Linked DNA regions of Homo sapiens: region 1 is linked to region 2. Evidence: chromatin contacts called from ENCODE Hi-C data. All regions are on one chromosome and are shown on one strand. The core of a region is the stretch at or near the end of the contact, and the rest is flanking DNA. Distances in the headings are between cores, read along the strand shown.

Region 1 (3,333 bases), core at 48-2,547, 40 kb before region 2:
TTCTCTTGTACGGCCGTGGAATCTGAGAGCTTTCAATTAGCCCCTAAGGGCACGAGAAGTTGAGGGTATTTTCCAAATAACAGGGTCTACATGCAAATGACGTGGTAGGAGCAGGGGTAGGATGAGCCAGAGAAAGCTGGAGCCTGGCTTCTGCCCCATTCTCTCCAGCTCACTCGCTGTAGAAAGCCAGTGGCTAAAGGCCCTTGTTGGAGCCAGGGGAGTCTTTGGTAGGAGACCCCTGAAGAGCATGTACCCTGATGTGGTTTGGCTGTGTCCCCACCCAAATCTCATCTTGAATTGTAGCTCCCATAATTCCCACGTGTTGTGGGAGGGACCCGTGGGGAGGTAATTGAATCATAGGGGTGGGTTTTTCCCATGCTGTTCTTGTGGTAGTGAACAAGTCTCATGAGATCGGATGGTTTTCTGAGGGGTTTCCCCTTTCGCTTGGCCCTCATTCTGTGTTTCCCACCTCCATGTAAGACATCCTTTTGCTCTTCCTTCATCTTACACCATGATGGTGGGGCCTCCCCAGTCATGTGGCACTGCGAGTCCATTAAGCCTCTTTTTCTTTATGAATTGCCCAGTCATGGGTGTGTCTTTATTAGCAGCGTGAGAATGAGCTAATACATACACTAACCAAGCACCCTCTGTGGCTGACTCCAAGTTGTCATGGAAGTTGATAAAGTACCCTTGAGAGCTTAGTACCAAGTCACGTGCTGACTGACTGGGTTTTACACGTCCTAGCCACCTTCCACCCAGACCACTGTATCCAAAACCTGGCCTGGCCACGTTTTGGATAACTTTTTACTTACTTTTTTATTTAGTGAACTACAGTTTATTTGATCATTCTTGATCACTTTATTAAGCGGAAGGAGATGTTAATCTCTGAAAAGTCTATCCTTTTACTTCCCTAAACCAAAAAGTGACTGGAGCAGATCTCAATAGATGAGAAGTTTATTTTGTCAAGGTTGAGGGCACACCCAGGAAAAAGAAACACAAGTCATAGTAGGATCTATGGCCTGTGCTTTTTCCAAAGAGGGTTTTTGGAACTTCAGTATTTAGAGAAAAGAACAAGCAAGAGTAGCGGGGGGTGGGAAAGAGGGAGGGAGAGGAGGCAATGAGGCCAGTGGTCACATTCCTGTGAAGCCCTGACCAGCCCTCAGTGGATCTACATTTTACATGTGAAGAAAGGGAATCAGGGAAAGTCAATTATGATTCTCTCTCTGCTTAGTAAATCTACACTTTACATGAGTTAAAGTAAACATGTGACATCATAGCTGTCTGTTTGGGAACAAAAGGAAGGCAGTGTTTTGCATGACTCAGTTCCCAGCCCTAACTTCCCCTTTGGCACAGTGAGTTTGGGGTCCTGAGTTTCTATTTTCCTTGCACACGTCTTAGTGCTGTGATAGAAAAGGGGTTTATTTGAACTCTTGCCATCTTTGTCTTAAAAGATGATGGAAAGTCAACTGTCTGTGGATGTGATAGGCAAATCAGTTGTTTTAAGCAATTCTTAGGTAAGATTTAACATGGCCTCAACTAATTACTTAAGAGACAGCTAGGAATTATTTCTGTTTGCCTGTACTTTGCCTCTGTATGTGTGTGTGTGCATTGCATTTCTAGGGAAAATATTGAATAGCAGTTTCTTTTTTGAATAATTATGTATTAGAGAAATTTAGCAATATTCTTCCCAAATTCTATATACTTTACATTACCCTTCATTTTACCTTCCAGCTGATAGAAGAGGGAAAATTGTAGATTATTAATTGATAGATAGATAGACAGACAGATTGTCAGGGAGATGGATGGATGGATAGATAGATAATAGAGGACTTTAGCTTATATAGCAATTCCTGATACAGGCACAGATGCAGACTCATAGTATAAAGTTGCTTATCATGGCAAGTGCCTGACATTTCACCATTTTGATGACTATTCTAGGCCCAAAAGCTCACAGACTGGGGGCAAATCTTTTCCATCTAAAAACACTCCCATCATCCCTTAACAAACTGATGACAACATAATTGTTTTCTATCAAATGAATCCTGAAATAGTATAAAACATACAAAAATTCAGTCTGTTTCATGGAGCATACACCTTCAAAATTCTTTTCAGGCTTATTTTTGTCACTAAATAAAAATCAATCACTTGAAAGCATACGTCTCTGATTTCTATCCCTTGTCTTATAGGCAGGTGTCTCTATTTCCAAGTCAGCATTCATTATGCACTTAGCTAATATTTATTGAACCTCTGTGTTCTGTTGGTAGTTATGAGTGTGATGCAGGGGTGGCTGGGATATCAGGTGTCCTCTTTGAGGGTTTCTCTCCAGGGTAGACGGGAAGCCTCATTGCATCCAGGGTACAGAAAGGTGTGACAGATTCCCCAAGACACGGGCTGCACTTTGGGGCACTGTGGAACTCACAGGTGAGCCCCTCCCTGTGCTCAGGGGCATCAGGTTGTCCTTCAGGGGCCAGCAGGTAAAACGGACTCTGAGAGCAGAGGCCTGCTAAGAAGGAAGTGGGGGTGTGGGCAGTCAGGAAGTCATGGCTTCTGTTTGAGTAAAGCCTGATGAACCACACTCCTTACCCAGGGTTAGAGGAACGTCTATGGGACCAGCTGTCAAATTAAAAGCATAAGTCACACATTCTATTTCCAGAGCCCACAAGGAGGAAAAACTGAGACTTCCTAGACATGAATTTCATTTCTGACAGGCTTCTCTCCTGCTACATACATGCACATTATCTACACACATGCACATGTATGTAGATAGCGTGGCAAGTGCATGCACACACAATTCTGCACACACACCTCCTCCTGCACTCAAGGTTTCTGGTCTCCATACAAAGATGGGAAGATTTGGGGCTCAGGGATTTTGATCAAACCCTCGGTAAAGCAGAAACCACCTCTGTTGTACTTCTAGTTTTCTGTTTCAGGGCCCAAGAAAGTCCATTTCAAGGGCCTTATGTGTAATTCACAGTTTTGTTGGAGTCCCCTTCTAGGTAGACAAAACAGAGGAACCTTTCTTAGACTGGATCTCAGTTCAGCCATCCCAGGGGCTACCCTCTCACCTCAAACTCAACAGAAGATCAGGAATCTGGGGGTAGCATGGGCCACGTGTCTTCCCTCTCAACACCGCGGTACCCTGGAGCAGGGGTTCCCAACCCCCCCAGCCACAGACTGGTATCGGTCCATGGCCTATTAGGAACCAGGCTGCACAGCAGCAGGGGAGCAGCGAGTGAGCAAGCAAAGCCTCATGTGTATTTACAGCTGCTCCCATCGCTGGCATTACCACCAGAGCTCCGCCCCCTGTCAGATCAGCGGCTGCATTAGATTCTC
Region 2 (3,156 bases), core at 459-2,958:
CCCCTCCTGCCTCCCCTCTACGCCCTCCACCCTCCCCCCTCCCCTCCTGCTTCTCCTCTACACCCTCCTCTCCCCTCCCACCTCCCCTTTACAACCTCCCCTCAACACCCTCCCTTCCCGCCTCCCCTCTATACTCTCCGCCCTCCGTTCCCACCTCCCCTCTACACCTTCCCCTCTGGCCTCCCCTCTACACCCTCCGCTTCCGTCCCACCTCCCTTCTACACCCTCTACACTGCACCATTCATGGGCTTGAATGAGTGTTGGCCTCAGTTTCCACATCCATAAAATGGAGATGGATGTAGATGGTACCAGCTCATATTGTGAAGGTTAAATGCAAAAATGTCTGTCACAGAGGCTCTGAAATAGTGGCTTTAGTTGCTGTTGGCATAACTCTATTATCCTATATGTCCCATTGCACTCGCTATTTACCAATAATCAGTTATGTGACACACATTTTTCATGTTTAGTGTCTCTGGAATCAGGATGTGCCTCACCACCTATGAAACCATTTTTTTTTTCCTTGGGGTAAGACAAGGATGCCCCTTACCTCTGACTGCAGCACCTTAGTGCCTGTGAGATGCATCTTCCCTCCGAGCCACGCCTTCTCCACGGTCTCCTCATCACACACGAAGCCAGCTGCTCCCACATGTGCCCTGCTCCTGCTGAGCACGATGGCTCGGAAACTCGGACGGCGAGTTTTCACTGGGATGGACTCTTTACCTGGTGGGGCATCTGCTGCCAGCCCCTTCAAGTTGTTCATGGAATTCAGTGCTTGTGGCTTGGGGGCTGGCTCCTGGCCAGGGGTCCCCTCAGGTTCCAGAGTCCCCTGCATCCCTGGCTCATCTCCAGAGCCAGCAGCTGCGGCTGAGTTCTTGTCACACATGGAAGCTCTCTGCTGTCCCCTGTGCCTCCAGCTGCAGAAAGTCCTCTCCTTTTAGGGGCTCACATGATTAAATTGGGCCCACCCAGCGAATCCAAGAGAGTCTCCCTATTTTAAGGTGGGATACCTAATCCCACCTGCAGAGTCCCTCTTGCCAAGTGAGACAGCATATTCATAGATTCCAGAGGTGTGGGTGTGGACACCTCCGGGAGCCGTTCTGTCCACCTCGGTGGACTAGCGTGCAGTGCAGGCCAGCCGAGGGCATGCGTGGGACATGCTGCTCCCTGAGAGGGGCGACCTGGAAGGAACAGGGAGGCAGCGCAGGAAACATCTTTGGATCTTGCAGTGATCCCTACACAGAAGAAGCTTTGCAACTCAGAAGCCAAATCCCAGCAGCATTGGGGATGGGAGAGCAGGAAAAATGCATGGTGTTGTTGGGGGGTCCTTCTCCACTGCGGTTGCCTCCATTGGGCCTGAGCCTGCACTTTGTCACACTGGCATTTTGGAGAGTGAGGTCATTTGACAGAGGCCCTTGGTTTGGGGGCAGTCTGGGAGGTCTCCCCACCTCCTCTCCTGAGACTGGGGAGCTAGAAGCTTGCGCTGCCCCTGGAGGCAGCTGCCATGGGCTCTGGGCCATGTGGAAGGCGGAAAATCTGAGCTGGCCTTTTCCTAACACCCTGACTTCACACAGGGCATGAGAACCTTTCCCTGATGTCTTCATATTGTTTCAAAAGAGGGAGAAGTGTTTGTTTCCATCCCCTGTTTTGTTGGCTGCAGTCAGGATCAATTTTCAGAAGTCCAGGGTGGACCCATGTTGGCAGAGTACCCTTTCTAGACACAGTTGCCACTGACAGGCTAAGACATGCCCTCGCCCTCTTGCCCTCTGAAGAGTAAGTGGTTGAGAGTCTATGCACAGGATGACTCATTTACAATGGGTTTTCCCCAGTGTTTAACTCACGGGCTTTTCACGGTCCATAGGCTTGGCATTTCCTCCGGTTCTTTGCCTTAGAGCAGACTGTGTGTAAAACCGTAGCTGGAAATGGGGAGAAACTCCATCTGAGCAGCCGCTGGGTTAGAATACTAGGAAGGGTTGGCAGGGAGAGAACTCGTACCCTCACACGGTGGGGAAGTACTAAGGGAAGCTCAGAGGCCACGCAGGGCATGGGCAGCTCTGCACCTGCTCCCCAGGCACAGCGACCTGGAAGGCTTTCCAGAACAAGCTAAGAGCATCCACAATGAACAGCCAGATGTTTTCCACCCATGCCTAGCACTGAGCTACTAAAACTGCCCAGGACATTGGCCCCTGCAGGCGGTGGCAGGCTGCCCCCCAGACCTTGCCCATGCCACAGTACTATGGAGAGTGTGGAGTGGGATGAGTTTTCTCACCAGGTGGCATGCTGTGTGCCAAACACAGATGGTCCCTGGCTAGGGTGGAGAGAGGTCACCACTTGGAGAGGAGCAGCATCGTCTGGGCCTGGAGGTCCCCAGAGCCATGCACTTGCTCAGCCAAGCCAGCTTCGGGTCACTGTGTGGAGTGCCCGTCTCCCTGACCCCAGCGAGGTCCCTTCCTGGCACTCGAGGGAAGCCTCGGGGGACTGTACCAGGCGACAACGGTAATCAGTACCTCAGGGAAGGCACCCTGGGCCCGTAGGTGCCGACCATTGTTATCTATGGATTTTGTATCATCAAAGCACAGGTCATCTTGGGTGAATCTCAAGGGAACCATGAAGAGTGAAAAAAATAGTTGCAAAAGTTACACTCGATGACCTCCTTTCTGTAACGTTCTTGAAATGACAAACCTACAGAAACAGAGAACGGATTAGTGGTTGTGAGGGGTGGGGGTTTGGGGTGCTCCTGGTCATGGAAGGCAACACCCTTGTGCTGATGGACACGTGGACCTACACACGTAATAATGTTGCATGGGACGTGCATGTGCCGTCTTTTCACGCACACTTGAGCGCAGGAAACACTGGCAAGAGCTGGATAAATTAGGTTGATTGTATCAGTAGCAGTATCCTGATCATGATGTTATGCTATCGTTTTTTGCAAGATGTTACCATTGCGGGAAGCCGAGTGAAGGGTCCATGAGCTCTTTCAGTGTTACAGTGTTACTTCTCACAACTGCACGGACTCGACAGTTTTCTAAAAAGAAAACGCTCAACTAAGAAGAGGAAAACTATAATTAATCATAAGCAAATGTTGTTGTCGAATGTATGTTTTTTTCCTTTTTCCTTCCATGCTTTTAATCAGATCATGACGGTAGATATTGACTTAGC

What was found. A loop is a pair of places that touch in the nucleus more often than their neighbours do. Pooled maps may share reads with other maps.
Region 1: a map with no recorded cell type shows a loop between it and region 2 (7-fold over the local background). The contact joins two enhancer-like sites. A Hi-C loop is called at or near these places in 1 of 168 maps with a recorded cell type or tissue (posterior vena cava), 2 of 37 single-sample maps with no recorded cell type and 3 of 50 pooled maps.

What each region holds. Positions count from the first base shown.
Region 1 is chr7:3,915,059-3,918,391 of GRCh38, forward strand. All of the region lies in intron 5 of SDK1 (sidekick cell adhesion molecule 1), which reads left to right. Among named protein-coding and RNA genes, the nearest start is that of SDK1-AS1, 560 kb to the left of the region's middle. Within about 2 kb of position 1,298, at least 2 of the 41 ENCODE cell types and tissues checked have a DNase peak (open chromatin) inside an H3K27ac peak, as active enhancers do.
Region 2 is chr7:3,954,453-3,957,608 of GRCh38, forward strand. All of the region lies in intron 7 of SDK1 (sidekick cell adhesion molecule 1), which reads left to right. All of the region lies in intron 1 of LOC124901576 (a long non-coding RNA gene), which reads left to right. Among named protein-coding and RNA genes, the nearest start is that of SDK1-AS1, 600 kb to the left of the region's middle. Within about 2 kb of position 1,709, at least 2 of the 41 ENCODE cell types and tissues checked have a DNase peak (open chromatin) inside an H3K27ac peak, as active enhancers do.